Regions from separate parts of the Homo sapiens genome. Here regions 1, 2 and 4 are each linked to region 3. The links are chromatin loops, found by intact Hi-C in ENCODE. Cell type or tissue: heart right ventricle. All regions are shown on one strand. Links, peaks and the distances in the headings refer to the core of each region. The heading gives the core; the rest is flanking DNA.

Evidence for each region. Hi-C counts contacts between places; a loop is a spot of excess contacts. Peaks named below come from ENCODE experiments on the same cell type or tissue, not always from the same donor. Only the 100,000 strongest peaks of a DNase experiment are listed, where the experiment ranks them.
Region 1: it touches region 3 in a loop (2.4-fold over the local background); 51 of 110 quality-filtered maps call a loop at or near these places.
Region 2: it touches region 3 in a loop (10-fold over the local background); 44 of 110 quality-filtered maps call a loop at or near these places.
Region 4: a loop joins it to region 3, with 4 times the contacts of the local background. A loop is called at or near these places in 88 of 110 quality-filtered maps.

What each region holds. Positions count from the first base shown.
Region 1 is chr22:24,832,551-24,838,538 of GRCh38, forward strand. The region is part of intron 2 of SGSM1 (small G protein signaling modulator 1); the gene reads left to right. Among named protein-coding and RNA genes, the nearest start is that of SGSM1, 29 kb to the left of the region's middle. In heart right ventricle, for the core only: a CTCF peak has its summit at 2,832 (motif pointing right); no DNase peak of the experiment used is centred there.
Region 2 is chr22:25,054,192-25,060,179 of GRCh38, forward strand. All of the region lies in intron 6 of KIAA1671, which reads left to right. Among named protein-coding and RNA genes, the nearest start is that of KIAA1671-AS1, 56 kb to the right of the region's middle. In heart right ventricle, for the core only: CTCF peaks have their summits at 3,273 (motif pointing left) and 3,473; a DNase peak (open chromatin) is centred at 3,270.
Region 3 is chr22:24,769,714-24,775,701 of GRCh38, forward strand. PIWIL3 (piwi like RNA-mediated gene silencing 3) reads right to left here and starts at 5,007. Exons shown (of 21, transcript NM_001255975.1): 1 at 4,609-5,007. In heart right ventricle, for the core only: a CTCF peak has its summit at 3,050; a DNase peak (open chromatin) is centred at 2,918; H3K27me3 peaks cover 775 bases.
Region 4 is chr22:24,847,424-24,853,411 of GRCh38, forward strand. SGSM1 (small G protein signaling modulator 1) reads left to right here. Exons shown (of 25, transcript NM_001098497.3): 4 at 211-373; 5 at 2,857-3,009. Among named protein-coding and RNA genes, the nearest start is that of SGSM1, 44 kb to the left of the region's middle. In heart right ventricle, for the core only: CTCF peaks have their summits at 3,063 (motif pointing left) and 3,264; a DNase peak (open chromatin) is centred at 3,038.

The DNA.
Region 1 (5,988 bases), core at 287-5,286, 62 kb after region 3:
GAGGGCATAATGAGCGAATAATACAGATCAAACAAACCTAGATGCCATCTGTTAGCTGAGTCTGGCACACGAGAAGGGCTTGGTCAGAGGGAGAGATGATGAAGATGATGAGGATGATGAATATGATGGTCATGGTGGTGCCATCAGTGGATCTGTTACTTCACTAGGGCTGCCCTTACGGTACACAGAATGGGCAGCTTGAATGACATAAACTGATTTTCTCACAGCTCTGGAGATGGAAATCCAAGATCAAGGTAGCTGCAGGACTAGTTCCCTCTGAGCTCCATGAGGGAAGGATCAGATCCAAGCCTCCCTCCTTGGCTCATAGGTGGCCATCTTCTCCCTGATCTTCACATGATCTTCCCTTTGTAGCTGTGTCTAAATTTCCTCTTTTTTTTTTTTCAGACGGCGTTTCATTCTTGTTGCCCAGGCTGGAGACAGTGGCGCGATCTTGGCTCACTGCAACCTCTGCCTCCTGGGTTCAAGCGATTCTCCTGCCTCAGCCTCCCGAGTAGCTGGGATTACAGGCATCCACCACCACGCCCGGCTAATTTTTGTATTTTTAGTAGAGATGGGGTTTCACCATGTTGGCCAGGCTGGTCTGGAACTCCTGACCTCAAGTGATCTACCCTCCTCGGCCTCCCAAAGTGCTGGGATTACAGGAGTAAGCCACCATGCCTGGCCAATTTCCTCTTATAAGGACACTTATAATCATATTGGATTAGGACCCACCCTAATGACCTCATTTTAACTTAGTCACCTCTGTCAAGATCTAATCTCCAAAGACAGCACATTCTGAGATAGTAGTGTTAAGATTTCCACATGTGGGCCAGGCGCGGTGGCTCACACCTGTAATCCCAGCACTTTGGGAGGCTGAGGCAGGTGGATCACGAGGTCAAGAGATCGAGACCATCCTGGCCAACATGGTGAAACCCCATCTCTACTAAAAATACAAAAATCAGCTGGGCGTGGTGGCCAGTGCCTGTAGTCCCAGCTACTTGGGAGGCTGAGGCAGGAGAATCAGTTGAACCCGGGAGGTGGAGCTTGCAGTGAGTTGAGATTGTGCCACTGCACTCCAGCCTGGCGACAGAGCGAGACTCCGTCTCAAAAAAAAAAAAAAGATTTCCACATATGAAATGGAGGTGAAGGGAACACAGTTAAGCCCATAGCGATGGGGGAGGTGACATTTTGCATGATGAGATTCCCGAGGGTGGAAGAGGCACGACAAAGGAAAGGAATGGAGAATGAAGGCATGCTAGACAGTGGGAGGTAGGCACATCTTTGAGGCCAGAGGAATAAGTGGGGACACCCTGAAGGGTGGTGCTCACTTGAGGGCGTCTGCTAGTTGGTGACAGAGCTAGAACTTTCCAAGGTTGGCAGCTCCTCTTCCCACCCTCTCACCATGTGCTCTGGAGAAAGCTAGGGGTTTGCCACATGTCCTGAGCAAGCTCATGGCTTCCTTTTGTGGAGAGAACAGATGGGGCCCAGTAGCCTCTGCTCACTATGAGGGAGGACACAGGCAGGTGGCCGCGCTCCTGCATCAGAGCCTCTCTGGAGGTGACAGCAGATGGTTGCCTCCAAGGAACAGGATGTTGGCAGGATGGCTACAACCTTAAGAGAGGGCCAGCCACTGTGTATGGGAGTTGTCAGTCACGTCAGCACTGACCCTGAGAGCTGTCCCCGACTGCAGACCACCTAAGTAGGCCGTCTGGGCCATGACTCAGGATACAGGAGCAGTTTCCTTGGCTGGAGCTGCGAAGTAGACCAGCCTGCTGGAGCCAAACATTCTTGTGCAGGGTTGGCCCTCGGGCCAAATCCAGCCTTCCACTGGTTTTTGTGAATAAAGTTTTATTGGGACACAGCCATGCCCATTCATTTATGTATTATCTATGGCTGCTTTCATGCTACAAGGGCAGAGTTTAATAGTTGACATGGAGATCATATTACCCACAAAGCAGACATTATTTACTCTGTAGACCTTTACAGAAAAAGTTTGCCGGGTACATGGAATGGGCAGCTTGAACGACATAAACTGATTTTCTCACAGCTCTGGAGATAGGAATCAAAGATCAAGGTGTCTACAGGACCACTTCCTTCTGAACTCTGTGAGGGAAGGATCTGATCCAAGTCTCCCTCCTTGGCTTATAGGTGGCCATCTTCTCCCTGATCTTCACATGATCTTCACTTTGTATATACGTCTAAATTTCCTTTTTTTTTTTTTTTATTGTGACGGAGTTTCATTCTTGTTGCCCAGGCTGGTCCTCTGTTTTGGAGTCTGAAGTCTTAGATGTCAGGCCTGGCCCTGGATCTTCCTGGTTATGCTGATTTAGAGGAATGTCCCCTGCCCTCTGAGTCTCAATTGCCTCCTCTGCCAGCGGGGATTGTATTCGCGTGATGTTGTGAGGCAAGGTAGGCTGGAGAGAGCTTTGCAAACTGCGACTCACTCAAGACATACGTTATTCTCTGCGTTCAACCTGCCTATTGCCTCCTCCCCCTCCTTTCCTCCTAGGCAAAACTCTTTTCATACCTGCTCCATACTGCCCTTGGTGGTGATGTTTCCCCCTGCAAAGTTAATTTTGCTGTTTCTTCTTAACTTGATTTTTACCTGCATAAACATGCCTGATGCAGGGAGGTGGGATGCACAGACCAGATGTAACTTGTTCCAGGGCAGCGGGGGTGTCTCTGTCATCATTATTCAAATGCTACTGATTGTTGAGCACACACCGTGTACCAAGCCCTATGCTAAATGCTTTACCTGCGTCGCCTCATCTAAACCTCCCCATTCATTCAACAGATAGATATTGAGTGCATGCTCTGTGCCAGGCCCTCTGCTGGGTCTTGGGAGTAGAGCACCACCAGATGGCAGGATGAATTCCTGACCTCATAGAGCGTAGAGGCCATTACGTCAGAGAGTTAGGGAATAAGGTAAATAAGCAAAATCATGTAGCGTGGTGGACATGTGAAGGACTATGGAGAGAAAAAAGGCAGAAAAAGGGGTATGTTGGGTACCAAGTGGGGTGCAGGTTGGGGAGTTGCAATTTTAAATAGGATCGTCAGGGAAGGTGACATTTGAAGAAAGAGTTGAGATTGCTGGGAAAAGAGCATTCCAGGCAAAGGGAACAGGAATTGCAGAGGACATGAGATGGGCTCTGCCCACGGAGCTGGGCAAGCAGCAAGGAGGCCTGTGTGTGTAGAGCAGGTGTTGGGATGGGGGAGAGGGGCTTGGGAGGTCAGCAGAGGGGCCTCCTTGTGTGAGGTGGTGAGGACTTGGGTTGTCACTCTGGGTGAGACGGGAGCCATGGAAGAGTTCTGGGCAGAGGAGGGACGTGGTTTGATAGAACTTTTCTTTAACTGAAAAATATTCATTTATTTATACTATGTGAACATATACCATATGCACATTTTAAAATGGTAAAATATACATAATATAAAATGTGCCTTCTTAACCATTTTTAAGTGTACAATTCAGTCTTGAGTACATTTACATTCTTGTGTGCCAACCTCCAGATCTCTTTTCGAAAGATAAACTCTATACCCATTAAATAATGCCTCCCCATTTCTCCTCTCCCCAGCCCCTGGCAACCACCATTCTCCTTTCTTTCTCTTTAAATTTGACTACTCTAAGTACCTCTTATAAGTGGAATCATGCAGCATTTGTTATTTTGCGTCTAGATTATTTCACTTAGCACAGCGTCCTCAAGGTTCATTCGTATTTTGGCATGTGTCAGAATTTCCTTCCTTTTTAAGGCTGGATAGTATTCCATTGTGTGTGTAGACCACATTTTGTCTATCCATTCAGCCATCGAAGGACACTTGGGTTGTTTCCACCTTTTGGCTACTGTGAATAATAGTGCTGTGAACATGGGTATACAAATATGACTTTGAGACTCTGCCTTCAGTTCTTTTGGGTGTATGCCCAGAAGTGGAATGACTGGATGATATGCTAATTGTATGGTTAATCTTTTGAAGAACCACCATACTGTCTACCATAGCAGCTGCACCATTTCACCTTCTGATCATTGCACAAGGGTTCCAGTTTCTCCACATCCCCACCAACACTTACTTTCTGTTTTTTCATAGCAGCCATCCTAATAGGTGTGAGTGGTATCTCATTGTGGTTTTGATTTGCATTTCCCATTGAACATCTTTCCATGTGCTTGTTCGTCATTTGCACATCTTCTTCAGAGAAATGCCTATTCAAGTCCTTTGTCCATTTTTGAATTCAGTTGTTTGTTGTTGAGTTGCAGTTCTCCATATATTCTGGACATTAACCCTTTATCACATAGATGATTTGCAGATATTTTCTTCTATTTCACGGGTTGCCGTTTTCACTGTTTATTTTGTTCTTTGATCCACAAAAAGTTTTAACTTTGCTGTCCAGTTTACCTATTTTTAATTTTGTTGCTCATGCATTTGGTGTCATATCCAAGAAATCATTGTCAAATCCAATGTTGTAGGGACCAGCCCCACAGGGTCGGTGGGTCTCTCCCTGTGTGCGGCAACAAGAGAGTGTAGAAATAAAGACACAAGACAAAGAGACAAGAGAAAAGGCAGCTGGGCCCGGGGGACCACTACCACCAATGCACGGAGACCGGTAGTGGCCCCAAATGTCTGGCTGCACTGTTATTTATTGGATACAAGGCAGAAGGGGCAGGGTAAAGAATGTGAGTCACCTCCAATGATAGGTAAGGTCACGTGGGTCACATGTCCACTGGACAGGGGGCCCTTCCCTGCCTGGCAGCTGAGGCAGAGAGAGAGAGGAGACAGAGAGAAAGACAGCTTATGCCATTATTTCTGCATATCAGGGACTATTAGTATTTTCACTAATTTACTACTGCTATCTAGAAGGCAGAGCCAGGTGTACAGGATGAAACATGAAGGCAGACTAGGAGTGTGACCACTGAAGCACAGCATCACAGGGAGACGGTTAGGCCTCCAGATAACTGCGGGCGAGCCTGACTGATGTCAGGCCCTCCACAAGAGGTGGAGGAGCAGAGTCTTCTCTAAACTCCCCCGGGGAAAGGGAGACCCCCCCCCCCCCTTTCCCAGTCTGCTAAGTAGCGGGTGTTGTTCCTTGACACCTTTTGCTACCGCTGGACCACGATCCGCCTGGTAACGGGCGTCTTCCCAGATGCTGGCATCACTGCTAGACCAAGGAGCCCTCTGGTGGCCCTGTCCGGGCATAACTGAAGGCTTGCACTCTTGTCTAATGGTCACACCTCACTATGTCCCCTCAGCTCCTATCTCTGTATGGCCTGGTTTTTCCTAGGCTATGATTATAGAGTGAGGATTATCATAATATTGGAATAAAAAGTAACTGCTACAAACTAATGATTAATGATATTCATATATAATCATATCTAAGATCTATATCTGGTATAACTATTCTTGTTTTATATTTTATTATACTGGAACAGCTCGTGTCCTCTGTCTCTTGCCTCGGTGCCTGGGTGGCTTGCCACCCACACAATGTCATGAAGCTTTCTCCGTTTTCTTGTATGATTTTTATAGTTTTAGCTTGTGTTGAAGTCTTTGGTCCATTTTACTTTAATTTCTGTATGTGGTATAAGGTAAGGGTCCAATTTTATTCTTTTGTATGTAGCTATCCAGTTTTCCCAACACCATTTGTTTTAAAGACTATCCTTTTGTTACCAAAACACCAGGGATTTGGTCTAGGTCCTGCTGATCACTGCACAGAAAGCCGATCACTGAGATGACAAGTATTGCCAAGGAAGAAGGGTTTAATTGGGTGCTGCAGCTGAAGAGAAGGGAGCTCAGTCTCAAATCCATCTCCCTGACTGACTAAAACTAGGTGTTTATATAGCCAGGAAGAAATGCAACAATGTGTAAGAAAACAAGAACTAGGGAGCACAAGGAAGCAAACATGGTGAATGAGTGGGTTCCCTTCCATCTGTGATCTGGTGAGTTTCAGTTCTTTGATACTTTTTTTGACAGGCCTGAAGGACCTTCTCTGAGGAAGGAACTCAG
Region 2 (5,988 bases), core at 347-5,346, 280 kb after region 3:
AGTGAGCTGAGTTTTCGCCACTGCACTCCAGCGTGGGTAACAGAGTGAGACTCCATCTCAAAAAAAAAGAAGGTAGGTAAATAATTGCAGTGGGTTCTAATAGCTAATTTTCTTTTTTTTTCTTAAACAACAGAAATTTGCTTTCTCACAGATACACAGGCTAGAAGTCCAAGATGAAGGAGCTAGCAAGGCTGGCTTCTAATGAGGCTCCTCTCCGTGGCTGACAGCTGTGTCCTTCATTTGTCTTTGCGTAGCCTCTTCTGTGTATGCAGGGTGGGAGGTGGGTGATAGGTAGATGTCTCTGGTCTCTCTTCCTCTTCGTTTGCCAGTTTATTACAAAAGATAAGCTGTAGAAGCAGAGATGCGTAGGGTGAGGTATGGGGGAGGGAGTGCAGAGCTTCCATGCCCTCCCTGGGCACGCCACCCTCCAGGAACCTCCCTGTGTTCAGGTATCCGGAAGCTCCCTAATAGCTACTGTTTATTGAACATTTACTATATGCCAGGCATCATGTCATGTGCTTTAATTTAATTTGAATTTGTGTAAAGTCTCCCTGGAGGAGGGAGGGGGTGTCTCCACTTGGGGAGGGCTAGCTGAGAAGCAGGAGTTCGAGACCAAAGAGTCTGAGTTCTAAGTCTTGAAGGCTGAGCAGGTGTTTGCCAGGTAACTATGGTCTGGGGAACAGTGGTTTGCCCCTGATCGAGGGAACAGCATGGGCAGAGGTTTAGAGGCGTGAAATTGTGCTCTATACAACGGATGTCATCTGGGGTCCTTTAAACTTGACTTCCACGTGACCCTCCTGGACACCCGCAGTGTTTGGTTTTACACTGAGCTCAGACTTTCCCACATCTCTAACTGGTGAAACTGTGGCCCTTTGCTTCTGAGGCTGGTGCTGTGTCATCGTCATGCCAGCATCTTTGTACGCAGGATCTGCCAGGGCAAAGGTTGAGAGGTTTGAGAGCATTTGGACCTGATGACTTTGTTATTAAGACTGGAAAAAGGAGGGGAGGAACATTTGGATTCTGCTGACAGCAGTGGTAGTCCTTGTGAGTGTAATCAACTTGAAATAAGTGGGAACTTGTGAGGTGGCCCCCGCCCAAGAACATATCCTGGCTGCTAGTTAGAGATTCCCTCTAGATTTCAGTTGGTTGACAGCGAGTCCAAATGAGAAGGAAACAATCAAAATGAAAGACCACACAAGGACTGCTGAAAGTAACTCATCAAAGGTTGTGACTGAAAAAACAAGTTGTGGGCTGGGCGCCGTGGCTCATGCCTGTCATCCAGTGACTCAGGAAGCCAAGATAGGAGGATTGCTTGAGGCCAGGAGTTCCAGACCAGCCTGGGCTGAACATAGTGAGACCCCTGTCTCTAAAACAATGAATAAATAAAAATTTAAAAATTAGCCATGGTAGCTCATTGAGATATTTATTTTCATTTCCCTAATGACTAATGATTTTGAGTATCTGTTCATATGCCAAATGACCAGTTGTATATCTTTTTGGCAGAAATGTCCGTTCAAGTCCTTTGCCCATTTTTGAATCAGATTGTTTTTTCTTTGTTGTTGAGTTGTAGGAATACATACACACAAACATATATATAGATAGATATAGATAGATATAGATATAGATATAGATATAGATAGATATAGATACAGATACAGATATAGAGAGAGAGACAGGCAAACAGACAGACAGGATCTGGCTCTGTTGCCCAGGCTATAGTGCCGGTGGCATGATCTCGGCTCACTGCAACACCTCGTGAGTTCAAACCATCCTCCCACCTCAGCTTCCCAAGTACCTGGGACTACAGGCATGTGCCACCATGCCCAGCTAATTTTTTTTTTTTTTTTTGTATTTTTGGTAGAGACGGGGTTTTGCCATATTGCCCAGGTTGGTCTCGAACTCCTGAACTCAAGTGTTCCTCCCACCTTGGCCTCCCAAAGTGCCAGGATTACAGGCATGAGCCACCACGCCCAGTGGAATATTTTATATATATATTCTGGATATTAATCCCATATCAGATATTTGCAAATATTTTTTTCCCATTCTGTGGGCTGTCTTTTCATTCTCTTGATAATGTTCTTTGATGCACAAAATTTATAACTTTGATGAAGTTTGATGACGCCCAACTTTTTCTTTTGTTGCCTGGAAAAGGATTTTTAAAATTGAAGTGTGAGATGAATACAGAAAAGAGCTCATATCCTAAGCCAGATGGCCTGGGTTTAAATCCCAACTCTGCTACTTACCAGCTATGTGACTTTGAGTGGATTGACATCTCCGTGCCTCAGTTTCCCCATCTCTGAGACTGGGATTATAACAGAGCCTACTTGTTAGAAATGCGGTGAAGTGGCCGGGCGCAGTGGCTCACTCCTGTAATCCCAGCACTTTGGGAGACCGAGGCGGGGTGGATCATGAGGTCAGGAGATCAAGACCTGGTCAACATGGTGAAATGCCATCTGTACTAAAAATACAAAAATTAGCTGGGCATGGTGGCAGATGCCTGTAATCCCAGCTACTCGGGAGGCTGAGTCAGCAGAATCGCTTGAACCCGGGAGGTGGAGTTGCAGTGACCCAAGATCGGGCCACTGCACTCCAGCCTGGTGACAGAGTGAGACTCTGTCTCAAAAAAAAAAAAAAAAAAAAAAGGCAGTGAAGTGAGATGAGCTCCTATGCACAAGGTGCGATGAACAGTGCCTGACACCTGGTAGGTGCTTTGTAAGTGTTGGCTATTGTTGCTGTGACTATGTTAGACACTGAGTTTCTATGTGGCAGACGCTGTGCTAAGCACTGTGCAAACACCATCCCATTATCCGTCTTCATACTCCCCACGTTCTACATGAAGTTCCATTTCCTGGCACTTTTCCCCTAAGTGACTTCACTATATTCTGAAGTGCCAAGAGGATGCCCATTTAAGAGATTCTGAACCTGAGGCTCAGAGAGGGGAGGTGACTGGCCCCGCAACATGCAGTGAAGAAACAATGATGGCTGGATTGAATCCAGACCTGTGGACTTAGCCCTTGCAACTTGGGAGGAGAAAGGGTGTCTCTAGTGGGGCAGGATCCCCAGGTGGAAGAAGGATGGCTGGCTTCGGTTTCAGCAGTGCCACCTGGAGCTCCGGGGCTCTGTGGGCTCCCAGGGACCAAGGCCACGCAGGGCCCCCAGCTGGATGCCGACCGGCCCGCAGGAGAGAGATGAGTGAATGACAGGGACACCTGTTCCTTGCAAAGCCTCCCTTGTGGAGTAGGCCAGCATCCTGGCGTGCGCGCGTCCCCTGGTGGAACAGCGTGGGATTGCGGGCTCTAGAGGCTCCCCTCACTGTTGGAAGGAGACCCAGGAGAGTGAACCTTTTCCACCTGTTAGCCCATTAGCTCACAACGCACTGCCGCCATCTCACAGATCAGGAAAACGGAGGCCCAAAAGGGTAACGTCACATGTCCAGTGCGCTCTGCTGGGCATTTTTTTTTTTTTTTTTTTTAGACAAGGTCTCACTCTGTTGCCCAGGCAGAAGTGCAGTGGCACAATCATGGCTCACAGCAGCTTGGACCTGGGCTCAAGCGATCCTTCTGCCTCGGCCTCCCAAGTACCTAGGACCACAGGCATGCGCCAGCATGCTGGCTAATTTTTGTATTTTTTGTAGAGACAGGGTTTCGCCATGTTGCCCAGGCTGGTCTTAAACTCCTGGGCTTGAGCTATTCACCCTCCTGGGTCTCCCAAAGTGCTGGTATTACAGGCATGAGGTACCGCACCCAGCCTCATCCCTCCTTTGAATAGAATCCATCCTAGCACCCTGTGGCAGACATGAGTTATGGAAAAAGCAAGTTTAAGACTTCAGGGTGTGATGAAGGATCCAGATTCCAGATGCAGCCCCACCAGTTGGAACCTAGATTTCTTCTTCTGGAAATGGAAATAACTCACTCAGGGAGATTTTCAAAACTTAGATACCCAGGTCACATCCCAGAAATTAAATCTAAATGCATGGGGGCAGGGCCTGGGCATCAGTGTTTTTTAAATAGACTTGACTTTTTAGAACAGTTTTAGATTTACAGGAAAATTGGAATGATGGTACAGAGAGTCCCCATACACCCACACCCAGTTTCCAACTGTCATCACCACCTTGCCTTAGCATGGTATGTTCATTACCATCAATGAGCCAATACTGATACATTCCTATTAAATAAAGTTCATAGTTTATTCCGATTTTCTCAGTTTTAATGTTACGTCCCATCCAGGATGTAGTATCAGACTTTTCTTTGTTTTTCATGAGCCTGGCAATCTTGAATAGTCTTGGTCAGGTATTTTTAGGATTCCCCCCTATTGTCTGGGTGTCAGTATTTTTTAGAGATCCCCGGGGGATACGGCACTGTTCGGAAACTGCTGCTCTAGGGCCTTGTGTGTGTGTCTGGGTGGGGATGAGTTGTTTATATAAAAACGAGTTAGCCTAAAGAGTAGAAGAGGAGAAGTAATTTCCATGGTCCGGTGATCTGTTGTTATAATGAACCATCACAGAACTTAGGGGTGTAACAGGGTCATGGATTCCGCAGGTCAAGAAGCCAAGCAGGGCTCTGTGGGTACAGCTCTTCTCTGCTGGGAGCCCTGAACAGCTGGGGCAGGAATCATCTGGAAGCCTCATCACTTACGTCTGGTGCCCGGGCTGGGATGACTCGAAGGCTGGGCTCCTGGGACTGATGACCAGAGCACCTGAGTGAGGCCTCTTCTCAGGACCTCTCTAAACTCAGATGTCACCCCTGGGCAAGGCCTTCCCTGACACCACCTCTGCATAAGGCCCGGGCCCCCATTATTCCCTCACAGCACCCCCATTATCATGTGCAGTGTCCTTCTGATATCTGCCTCCCTCATCAGGGTGGAGGCTGTTTGCTGACTTCTTATCCCTCCCCCACCAAACAAGAATTGCAGGACTGTAGGGCTCTTGAAGCTCTTGTTCACTTTTGTGTTTTCAGTGCAGAGTTGAAGCTAGGTGAATATTTTTTAAGTGAGGGGCCAGGCATGGTGGCTCATGCCTGTAATCCCAGCACTTTGGGAGGCCAAGGTGGGAGGATCGCCTGAGGTCAGGAGTTCAAGATCAGCCTGGCCAACATGGTGAAACCCCGTTTCTACTAAAAATACAAAAATTAGCTGGGTGTAGTGGTGGGTGCCTGTAATCCCAGCTACTGTAATCTCAGCTACCTGGGAGGCTGAGGCAGGAGAATCACTTGAACCCAGGAGGCAGGGGTTGCAGTGAGCCAAGATCACACCACTGCACTCCAGCCCTGGCGACAGAGTGAGACTCCATCTCAAAAAAAAAAAAAAAAAAAATTGTTGAATGAAGGAGTGAGTGAGTTCACAGCCGAGGAAGGGAAACAGACACACAACAGACAGATGCACAACAAACTAACCCGACAGAGGAGGGAGTAATTGGCTCTTCCTTGGCCTGGTGGCAGGGGAACTAGAAAGACTCATCTTGCCCTGGATCCTGACAGGGGAGTAGTTTGGCCAGGCGGAGGGAGGGGCAGGAAGGGTAACCCAGGTACCAGTCTGCACAAGGCCGGGAGGCTGGACAGCTTGTGTGGCAACAGTACCTTGCTGCCCCTCCCATGTAGTTCCTGGGAGGGGACCCCTGCACTCTCAGGGTGCCCACTCATCACTGAGCAGAGAGAAGGGTTCAGAGGGAAAATGGAGAATTTAGTTGGGGGCAGAATTCTGAGGGCAAAGTCCCTTCCAAACTGCCTCAGAAATCCCTGATCTGGGGATTCCTAAATGCCAGGCCTCCTGCAAGGCACCCGGGGCACCTTGGGGCTTGGAACCCGGATTTGCAGGCCCTTTCCCGGGGATTCTGCATCGGGAGCTGTGCCCGGAAGCCAGGCCAGGCAGGGATGGGGATTTCGTGACAAATGGTGGGGAGGAAGGAGCTTCCCTTGCATCCCAGCTCTTCCTTGCCCAGAATGTTGGTTGGATCGTCCAGTTTTTCAAGCAGAACTGATGATCCTGATTTTA
Region 3 (5,988 bases), core at 676-5,675:
TGAATCCTGGAGAGAGAGGTTGCAGTGAGTCGAGATTGTGCCACCGCACTCTGGCCTGGGCAACAACGGCAAAACTCTGTCTCAAAAATAATAATAATAATAATAATAAATACACCAATACTAATGATAGCTGATGAGCTAAAAGAAAAAAAAATCCCCAAAATATCTCATAATGTTTTAAGAAAGTTTACGAAATTCAAAGCCACATTCTAAGCTGTCCTGGGCCACATGAGACCTGTGGGGCTGTGGGTTGGACAAGCTTGGTTTAAAGGATAATGACAAAAAAAAGTGTTTGTATATGTTCAGTTGGTTGTTTGAATCCACAGATGCAGAACCCATGGATACAGAGAACCAACTGTATACTAACTGCTGCAGCTTGTTGAGCCACCCTGCTAAGCGCTTTATGTAGATCAAAGCATTTCATCGTAACAGCTTTGTGAAGGGGGCAGTGAAGCACAGAGGGATGAACCCGCTTACCCAAGGTCACACAGCTAGCAAGTATTGAAGGCAAGACTCAAACCCGTCAGTTTTCCATAGTAAAAGTGTCAGTATGACGACATCAACTGTCCCTGCCTGGACAGAGCCATAGGTTTTTCTGAAGTATGTCCTTCTTACTCTTTAGGCGTTAATATGACTGAGCAGCTCAGCTTCAAAATACATTTTTAACTATTTTTATTTTAATTTTTGTAGCCTTAGCCTTGAAATGTATTTGAAACCCTTTTTTTCACTCTCTTCCCCCCAGACACTCCTTGTACCATGGTAGCTTATCTAATTATGTGCCTTTTTAGAAATTCCAGGGGAGGCTAATTTGAAAATAAACCAAGCATGGCCAGGCACAGTGGCTCATGCCTGTAATCTCAGCACTTTGGGAAGCTGAGGCGGGTGGATCACCTGAGGTCAGGAGTTCGAGACCAGCCTGGCCGACATGGTGAAACCCCGTCTCTACTAAAAAAAAAAAAAAAAAAACAAAAATTAGCCGGGCATGGTGGCAGGCACCTGTAATACCAGCTACTAGGGAGGCTGAGGCAGGAGAATTGCTTGAACCCAAGGGGTGGAGGTTGCAGTGAGCCAAGATCGCACCACTGCATTCCAGCTTGGGTGATGGAGAGAGACTCCATCTCAAAAAAATAATAATAATAAATAAATAAAAAGAAAGAAAGAAAAATAAACCAAGCATGAAGACCCAGCTACAGAATTCTCCCCTACCTAGGGGGATGGTCTCGAGGAGGATAAGCTACACCTCAGCCAGACATGATGGCACCCACCTGTGCTCCAGGGGGACAATAACTCAAAATAGCCACCGGGAGAAGACACATAGACCCTGTACCCTTCACCACCCCTGCGTGCTCCCCATGCCAAGTTTCCCTTTTTAAACCCTTTCACTCAGCCCTAAAACTTAAAATGGTCTCTTGGAGGCATGAGCCTGGTCATTTCCTAGCTGCTAACATTTAAAGAAAGTTACTTTCCGGCCGGGCGCGGTGGCTGATGCCTGTAATCCCAACACTTTGGGAGGCTGAGGCGAGCGAATCATGAGGTCAGGAGATCGAGACCATCCTGGCTACCACGATGAAACCCCGTCTCTACTAAAAACACAAAAATAGAAAAAGAAAAAAAGTTAGCCAGGCATGGTGGCGGGCGCCTGTAGTCCCAGCTACTTGGGAGGCTGAGGCAGGAGAATGGCGTGAACCTGGGAGGAGGAGCTTTTGTGAGCCAAGATCACACCACTGCACTCCAGCCTGGGCGACAGTGCAAGACTCCATCTCAAAAAAAAAAAAAAAAAAGAAAGTTACTTTCCTTTCAGCACACTTCACTTCTTGCATTTTGGATCCTGACTGGTGAGCAGCCAGACTTGTGTTCAGTTACATTAAGATGGCCTTTCTTTTAGAAAATAATGGAGACAGTGGATGTGTGAGGTTTTCTTGTCCTTCATAACCAACATTTCAAAAGTTGCTATTCTATAATTTTTTATTTCCAATTTTCAGGCCCAAAAGATTCAGGATTGAAGACTATTTCTCTCTCTTGCCCTCTTTTTTTTTTGGAGACAGAGTCTTGCCCTGTCGCCCAGGCTGGAGTGCAATGGCATGATTTTGGCTCACTGCAACCTCCACCTCCCCGGTTCAAGCAATTCTCCTTCCTCATGCCCGGCTAATTTTTGTATCGTTAGTAGAGACGGGGTTTCACCATGTTGGCCAGGCTGGTCTCTTACTCCTGACCTCGTGATCCACCTGCATTGGCCTCCCAAAGTGCTGGGATTACAGGCGTTGAGTCACTGTGCCCGGCCTATTTCTCTTAATGAACAAGCTATAGTGCTCAGTTGGCCAACAGAACTGTGTTGGTAGCCTACTCTTACTGGAATACATTCGATAACACAGTGTATATCATAAATGCACCAAACAGTAAGAATTATTATCATATCAAAAGCAGCAATTACAAAAGAAGCAGTGTTAAATTTTAAACAGAATGAAAGATTAAACCCTTAGATTTGATAATCATATTAATAAAGAGAAGTAAATCTTATCAATATAAGTATTAAGTACTAAGTAGTTGTATATTTCACAATGTAAGTAAATCTTATATTGAAGGAATAAAGTCTGCATAATAGGAGCTCATTAAATAGCAACTTCTATGAGCAACAGGACAATATTATGTCCCTGGCATTTGGACTTAGACAAAAACCTTTGTGGAATCATAGCCTGTCCAGGTATGTGCTGTGTGACCCTGAGCAGGTGATATCATCTCTCTGAGACCCTGTTTCCTAGTATGTTGGGTATTGAAAACTTATGTCACAGGGGCCTGTGGGGGTTACAGGAGCCAATCTGTGCAAAGAGCTCAGCAGGTGCTGAGTGCTCAGCAAGTTACAGCTACTGGAGTTAAAATCACTACCACAGTGGAGAAGAGCCCTGGCAAAGGCTGCAGTCTCCATTCTACCCACTGGGAAATCCGAACGGCTGACCAGCTCCCCTGTCTTTCCCAAACTAGGATCCCAGGAATTAGAAATGGTGGTGCTTAGGTGGGTGCACAGCAGCATCTAGTGGACTAGAAGGAGAACTGAAGAAGTGTCACAATGACATCGGGAAGAGAAAGTTTTAAGGCTGGGGAAAAGGTTGGCAGAGAAGTCAGGAAGGAGGCCTGCATGTGCCGGGTGTCCCCTGTGGGGAGATCAGATGAGGTACCTTAACAGTTATCTGGACCTCAAGCCCCCATGTGCTAGCTGAGGGCGTCCTTCTCCCTCCCCAGGCCTCCCTGGGTGCTGGGTCTCTGGGTCCTATGGGCTCAGGGGCCCATCTTTTTCAAGTTCTGCTCCACGTGTCTGTGTCCAGCTGAGGGCACTGACCCCACTGCCCCAGTCCCCAGGGCTTAGATGCCAGGACAGTAGAAAGCTGTGTGCCAGGGCATAACCAAGGTGTCCTCCACTGCTCTGGGCCACACATTGGCAGCTGGGCCCTGTGTCCCTCTGACACCGGATCCTAGGGTTTCTGGCTCTGCCATCTCTGCTGTGATGCTCCATTCCAACCATGTGGCTCAGCAGGGAGGGCATTACACACTGTCCCTTCCCCCTTTTCCATACTCCTGCCTTCCTGCATGCCCTGCACAGGAACCCTCTTCCCTTCTCCTTTTGCCAAAAGAATTCAGAAGATACCAACTTTCTCCTCTTTTCCTGTCTGCAGTGGAGGTCCCGGCAGGACCCCCTCCTGAGCTGTGAGGGTTAAATGGGAGAAGGTGTATTGAGCTTGAAGCACTGGCAGGTCCCACAACGAATGCTCAAAAAATGGAAGCCTCTGCCACCATCTGCATCATCCCCATCAACCACAGGAGCAAAGAGCCCGCCTTTTCTGAGAAGAGCATTTACATATTGATAGAAATTCCGCGGTTTTATTTATCATCACGTCAGTTTTAAGGATGTAAGTAGGTACACATATACATATGTATCTAAAATATATTAAGTTTTTAAAAGTAGGTTATTAAAGGATATGTACAAGACACTCTAGATTTTTTTTTTTTTTTTTTTTTTTTGAGATGGGAGTCTCACTCACTCTGTTGCCCAGGCTGGAGTACAGTGGTGCGATCTTGGCTCACTGCAACCTCCGCCTCCCAGGTTCAAGCAATCCTCCTGCCTCAGCCTCCCAAGTAGCTGGGACTACAGGCACCCGCCACTGCGCCCAGTTAATTTTGGTATTTTTCGTAGAGACGGGGTTTCACCATCTTGGCCAGGCTGGTCTTGAACTCCTGACCTCATGGTCCAGCCGCCTCAGCCTCCCAAAGTGCTGGGATTACAGGCATGAGCCACTGTGGCTGACCAAGATGCTCTAGATTTTTAAAATAAATATACATACTCCACATGCTCAAATATAAGCTGAATCTGTAACCCAGCAGCTTAGCAGCCTAACCTCAAACCGCATTTTAAAACTTTTTTTCCTTTCCCCTTTCCTCTCTTCTGCTAATCTGAAGATGTAACTTAGACAAAGTATAGACGTGTTTCCTCTCCTCTTGAAATCCAGCCTTGGAATGTGCTGTGAACCTCCACCCCCTTTCTTTTCCTGTTCTATGCCCCCATGCCTTATGCACATTTATTTACCTAGTTGTTTGGTAAGCACACACCATACTCACTTATCTGGTCACATATTTCCTTAGAAGCTTCAGTAGTCAGATCCTGATACGAACCATGCACCTCCTCCAGCCATGATGACGCCGGCCACTTCCACAGATGGAAAAATAATTCAGGACAAGCCACTGGAGGGGGTCACACCACCTGACACCTCCCAGTCCCCCTGCCTCTTTTGCCTTCCAAATCCTCCCTTTAAAAACCGCTTTGGCCGGGCGCGGTGGCTCACGCCTGTAATCCCAGCACTTTGGCAGGCTGAGGCGGGTAGATCATGAGGTCAGGAGATGGAGACCATCCTGGCTAACACAGTGAAACCCTATCTCTACTAAAAATACAAAAAATTAGCCGGGCGTGGTGGCGGGCACCTGTAGTCCCAGCTACTCGGGAGGCTGAGGCAGCAAAATGGCGTGAACCCGGGAGGCGGAGCTTGCAGTGAGCCGAGATCACGCCACTGCACTCCAGCCCGGGTGAAAGAGTGAGACTCTGTCTCAAAAAATAAACAAATAAATAAATATCTTAAAAAATAAAATAAAATAAATAAAAACCCCTGCGTTCATCCGAGCGCAGTGGCTCACGTCTGTAATCGCAGCACTTTGGGAGGTCAAGGCCGGAGGATCACGAGGTCAGGAGATGGAGACCATCCTGACTAACGCGGGGAAACCCCGTCTCTACTAAAAATACAAAAAATCAGCTGGGCATGGTGGCATGTGCCTGTAGTCCCAGCAACTCGGGAGGCTGAGGCAGGAGAATCGCTTGAACTCAGAAGGCGGAGGTTGCAGTGAGCTGAGATTGCGCCACTGCACTCCAGCCAGATTGGGCGACAGAGCAAGACACCGTCGCAAAAAACAAACAAAAAAAACCCCTGCGTTCTTTCCTCACGTGGAAGAGTGGAATTGCTCTCTGCTCTTGCCCTTGCTAGCATAGATTATAAAATTCTTTCTTTTTAAATCACATGTCATTATCATTTTGACTTCTTTCTACAAGCAGTGAGCAGCTGGGCCCTTTTGCTGGTTACAACATGAGTGACTGGGGCAAATACATCAATCAAGGTTTATCAAGCCAGATTTAGGTTGTTTCTGGGAAAAACACGAGCCAAACATGCACCTGTGGCTATTTTTCTGAAAAGGTTTTTCAGGAGATTTCCTATTTTTTTTAAGAAACTTTATTTTATTTTATTTTATTTATATCTCTATGTATTTATTGAGATGGAGTCTCGTTCTGTCGTCCAGGCTAGAGTGCAGTGATGTGATCTCTGCTCACTGCAGCCTTCGCCTCCCGGGTTCAGGCGATTCTCCTGACTCAGCCTCCTGAGTAGCTGGGATTACAGGTGCATGCCACCACACCAGGCTAATTTTTGTATTTTCAGTAGAGACGGGGTTTCATGA
Region 4 (5,988 bases), core at 387-5,386, 77 kb after region 3:
AATAAGGAGTACTTCTTATATAGTCACTTTTTCAATAAACATTGATTATGCACCTATACAAGTGTGAGCTCCCTGTCTCTGGGGTAAGACAGAAGGTAAGAAGATTGAGAGGGCTCTCCAAGGTTCCAGTGTCTGACAGAAGCTCTGGGACATGCTGGGTGCTGGAGTGCATGGGCAGGGCAGGGTCTGCTGACTGCCATGTCCCTGCAGCGGCTGTGGAGGCCTGCGTTCTGCACGGGCTTCGGCGGCGGGCGGCTGGCTTCCTACGCAGCAATAAGATTGCAGCCCTCTTTATGAAAGTGGGCAAGAACTTCCCGCCGGCTGAGGATCTGAGCCGCAAGGTGCAAGACCTGGAGCAGCTGATCGAGAGCGCGTGAGTGCAAAGCATGGGGCACAGGTGGGAGCAGCTCCCCCAATAGTCCACAGTCCTCCCTGGGTCCTGAGAGAGCCTGCAACCCCTAGCACTCTTTTCAGTCTCCATCCTGCTTCTCAAACCCACCAGACTCTTTCCCACCCCAGGGTCTTTGCACGTGCCTCACCCTCCACCAGACTCACCCATCTGATCGTCCATAGCTGCTTTCTTGTCATCATTCAGACCTATCGTTATCTCAGAAAATTCCAACTCTCACTCCATCTTCTCTTCCATATCACCCTGTTTATTTCCCTCCCCGTTGTTGTTGGTTGGCCATCTATAGTTATTCATGTCAGGTTTGTTTGTTTGTTGTCTGTCTATCTCACTTGATGCAGAACTTCATGAGAGCAGGCAACTAGATCTGTTTTCTCCCATTATGTCTCAAGCATCCGGGCCAGTGTCTAGCACCTGGTAGATGCCCAAGAAACAATTGTTGAGTGAGTGCCTGCTAGGACCCACGGCCTGTTCTAAATGCAAGGCAACCAAAGTTTGATAGAACCAATATGGCCTCTGTCTGCATGGACCAGACACGAGGGCCTCATATCAATAGGCATATTATAACACATTCAAATACACTGACTAGAAGTTAAAAAAAAAACTCTCATACTGAAGTAACCTTTGAATGGGGGAGGTGGCTTCCCTCCCTCATCTTGGTGACTGGTGGTATGTGTTGGGGGAGGCTCATGGACAGAATGTGTGCATGTGAGCACCTTCAGCCAGAGCCACTCCCTGGGAGGTCCTGTCTGCACAGCCAAACCCCCAGTCTACAGCCTGGTCAGGGAATGACAATTTGGTTTCAACTCCTGGCAACAAATTCGGTGCTGGTGGCTTCCCAGAGGAATGTGCTGTGATTCTGAAGCTGTGATTGGGCGTTCTGGGGAAAAGCACATGGATTGATTGGTCATGTCTGTCAAGGGCAAAGGCAGGGAAGACACAAGCATGTCCTATGTTTGCAGTCTCTGCTGTGGATGGTCACTCCACTTCACTGGATGAGAATGGCCCTTTCCTTGCATTTCAGGCCCTGCCTGCCCAGGGCTGCTGGCCAGAACGGTATGGTGGTCAGAGCTCAGGATTTGACTCTGTCAACTCCCATTTGGAATGACTTCTCAGCCAACTGTTCTTTGAATACCTTCCAGTCCATCTGCTAAGTTCCCAGGTGTTTGCAGATAACTTCTTAAAGGATTAGATTTGTCATGGGCCTTCCACAACACTGGGAGTGACCTCCTAGTGGAGGAGTTAGAGATGCCTGTGCAAGTGGTAAGGGAGAAGCATTTATTCATATATGCAATCACTCATTCATAAACATTTACTAAGCTTCCTCTATACGTCAGCCAGTGTGCTGGGCCCTGGAGATACAGAAATGAAGAGGGCCAATGCTTGCCACATGGTAGACTCTCAGTAAGTATTTTATTAAAAAAAAAAAAAAAATGAGTTGCGGCCAGGTGCGGTGGCTCATGCCTGTAGTCCCAGCACTTTGGGAGGCCAAGGTGGGCAGATCACCTGAGGTCAGGAGTTCAAGACCAGCCTGACCAACATGGAGAAACCCTGTCTCTACTAAAAATACAAAATTAGCTGGGCGTGGTGGTGCATGCCTGTAATCCCAGCTACTTGGGAGGCTGAGGCAGGAGAATCGCTTGAACCCAGGAGGCAGAGGTTGTGGTGAGCCGAATTGTGCCATTGCACTCCAGCCTGGGCAACAAGAGTGAAACTCCGTCTCAAAACAACAACAAAAAAAATGAGTTGCCGATTTCATATCCTCAAGATCAAAGCATGGAGGGGACGACAGAAAAGTGAGCAGGGAGCTCAGCTCCAGAGGCTGACAGAGTACAGACCAGCTTTGGTTGGTCCAGGAGGGCTTCCTGTAGGCAGGAGGCAATGCCCTCGCTGAGACTTACAGAGTGAGAGGGATCAGCCTGGGAATGGGTGGGGAGGGAACCCGGAAGAAGCGGCAGCCCAGGGAAAGGCTTCAGATGAGACTCTGGTGGCCTCAGGCATCTGCACGTATCTCTGTCTGGCTGGATCATGGAGTCATAAGCGTTAGTGGTAAGGAGATTGCTGGAGAGGTGAGTGGGACAAGGTCTTGGAGCTCTCTGCTGGTCTTGTTGAAGAGCTTGCTTCCCAAGGGCACTGGGGACCCAATGAAGGATCTATACTCCAAGACTCTTCTTGGCCCACCCTCCTTTCCAGGAGAGAGAGGTGGGGGGTATCAGTATGAGAATCTGGCTTGCCCTAGGAAAGTGTCTTGTTTAACCACATCTGCACACTCACTGGGTATTACTATTTTTTCAACTCCTGACCAGCTTGCTAGCGGCAATATGGGCTCTTCTTGTTTAGCTGCCATTCCTTCATTTTCCTGAGAGATTGAACATTCTCCCATTTGCCAATTAGTCCTGTGTAGATTTGCTCTTGTGAGTATCTATTCCCGTCTTTTATTGGTCTTGAAGGAGAAACCAGATTCAAGGCCTCCAGGAGAATGTGCGGAAGCTGCCGAAGCTGCCCAACTTGTCCCCACTTGCCATCAAGCATCTGTGGATTCGCACAGCCTTGTTTGAGAAGGTCCTGGACAAAATTGTGCATTACCTTGTGGAAAACAGCAGGTGAGAGGGAAAGACCTGACACCTGGCCATGCTCTGCCCCCACCTGCCGGCCGTTGTGGAAATTGCACCCCCTGGCACAAAGCTGCTTTCTTTTTCCCCTTGACAGCCACTAAATTTGAAAGTGATTAAATGCTTGGAAACTTGGGTAGATTCAAGAGCTTAATGGCAGTGCAAGGTCTTCGGATTTAGGGTGGAGTATAGGGATCCTGGGTTTCTTCCTTCTCCTGTGGATTACTCCATTCAATAACTGTGTGGCCCTAGAGAATCGCTTAGCCTCTCTGTGCCCGTTATCTCTTTTGGTAAATGGCATGGGGATTCCCGATACTCCAGAGAAGTGAGAAGGGAATTTGGTGAATATGCAGCATTTTGCAAATGCATGGTGAGGCTGGGCGCAATGGCTCACGCCTGTAATCCCAGCACTTTGGGAGGCCGAGGCAGGTGGATCACGAGGTCAGGAGATCAAGACCATCCTGACTAATGCGGTGAAACCCCGTCTCTACTAAAAATACAAAAACAAAATTAGCCGGGCGTGGTGGCAGGTGTCTGTAGCTCCAGCTACTCAGGAGGCTGAGGCAGGAGAATGGTGTGAACCCGGGAGGTAGAGCTTGCAGTGAGCTGAGATTGCGCCACTGCACTCCAGTCTGGGCAACAGAGCAAGACTCCATCTCAAAAAAAAAAAAAAAAAAAGAAAAAAAGAAAATGCATGGTGAGCCTTTTTAACGTTTTCTCCACTAGTTTAGATTAATCTGATGTGAAAGTTTTATAGTGTGAGCCCTCTTGGGTAACCATTCATCCATGCATTCATTCATCCAGCAAATATTTAAATGAGGACCTGCTGTGTACTGGCATTAACCTAGACGTCAGGGATATAGTGGTGATACCTTTCATGTCACAGAGCTTGTATATCATCGCAAGAGCAGTGAGGAGCCATGGAAGAATTTATCATCTGACACTCCTTGTGGCCAGCATGCCTCTCCAGCCCCCAAGAGGTGGCAGGAAGGGAGGGGGGGGTGGGGGGAGAGAGAGAGAGAGAGAGAGAGAGAGAGAGAGAGAAATATCTCAGAATCTCTCCATCTTTCAGAATATGAAAGTGCTGGCTTAACCACATCTTCACACAGTGGATGTTTTTATTATCATTCTTTGCCCCTTTGCAAGGAAAATATGCATGAAAGTGGAGAGAAAAGTCCCCCTTCTCATGAAGTTCACGTGCTTGTAAGGAAAACCAGCCAACAGTCATGCTGATAATACCTGATGGATGTTCCAAGGGGGCGTGGTGGCGTTGATAATTTTCTCCCAGTGGTCAGGGAAAGTGTCCTGGATGGCGCAACGGTTAAGCTTCCATTTGAAGAGCATGGAGGCATTAGCCAGGTGATGGGATGGGGAACAAAGTGTTTCTGGTGGAGGGAATAGCAGGTGCAGAGGCCTAGAGACAGGAAAGAAACTGCAAGAAATCCAAGCTCTGGATCTCCAGTTCCCTATTTACCTTCTAGTAATAACATGTCTCTGCCTCCTGCCCCATGAAGGTTTCTGGGCCTCTTTAATTATTGCCTTTGGCATATGACCTTGAGCATATGACCTGCTGATTAAGTTGGTCAAAGGGAATTAGTAATTTATTTGAGAAGCAATGTCAACCTGCTTTTTTTCCATTTCAACTTTTTATTTTTAATTTACATTTACATAGAAGTTGCAAAATTAGTACAGAGATTACTAATTGCCTAACCCCAATGATAACATTTTACATACCCATAGTGCAGTGATCAAAACCAGGAAATTGACATTGGTACAATACTATTAACTAACTGCAAAACTTTTTTGGATTTCATCAATTTTTATATTTACTGAATTTTTTTATACAGTTCTATGAAACTTTTAACGCATGTGTAGTTTCATATAACCCACATCACCATCAGGATACAGAATTATTCCGAAATAAACCTCATCACCCCAAAGAAACTCCCTTCAGCTACTTCTTACAGTCACACCTCGGTTCCAACTCTACCTGCTAATTTTTAAATTTATTTTTATTTTTGAGATGGAGTCTCACTCTGTTGCCCAGGTTGGAGTAGAATGGTGTAATCTTGACTCACTGCAACCTCTGCGTCCCGTGTTCAAGCGATTCTCATGCCTCAGCCTCCCAAGTAGCTGGTTTTACAGGCATGCACCACCACTCCTGGCTAATTTAGTATTTTTAGTAGAAACAGGGTTTCACCATATTGGGCAGACTGGTCTCGAACTCCTGGCCTCAGGTGATGCTCCCACCTTGGCCTCCCAAAGTGCTGGGATTACAAGCATGAGCCACTGTGCCTGGTCGTTTTTTATTTATTTTGAGACCCCTACTTGCTGATTTTTAAGGCAGCATGTTCAAAGTTTTTGATCGTATAATTCTGCTGATTTTTAGAAACTGGGTGATGGCAAAGTGAAAAGTGTTTTGATGTATTATCTTCAGATTTGACACCAAAATGTACAGCCTTGATATTGAATAAGTCCAGAGCATGTCAATTCTGGCTCATACGATATTCCAGTTGATGGAAGACTCTTGGGGGGTAAGATTACGATGATGTTGCCACCATTTTGTGAGAATTTCCTGATGTTGGGCTCTGTGCTGTGCTATGTAAGCAAGTTGTCATTTAATCCTTCCAACAATCCAGGCATTTGAGTTCTATACTTCCTCCCATTTTACAGCTGAGGACCAAAGCTCAGAGAGGGGTGTCACTTGCCCAGTGACACACAGCAAGGCAGGGAGAGGCAGAGCTGGGCTCCCACCCACTCTGTCTCACTCCAGATCCTGTGTCCTTTACTTCCTTCTGTATGTTGGCAAGAGCTGAGCCATGTGGGCTCAGCCCAAGCCTGTATCTGCCTGCTCTGTGGCCTCCAGCAAATAAATCGCTTACCCTCTGTGGGCCTGAGATCCCTTGGGAGGTCAGAACAAGGTTCTTTTCAATCCTGAAATTGTTTCTAGACTGTATGAGTTTTCAAGAA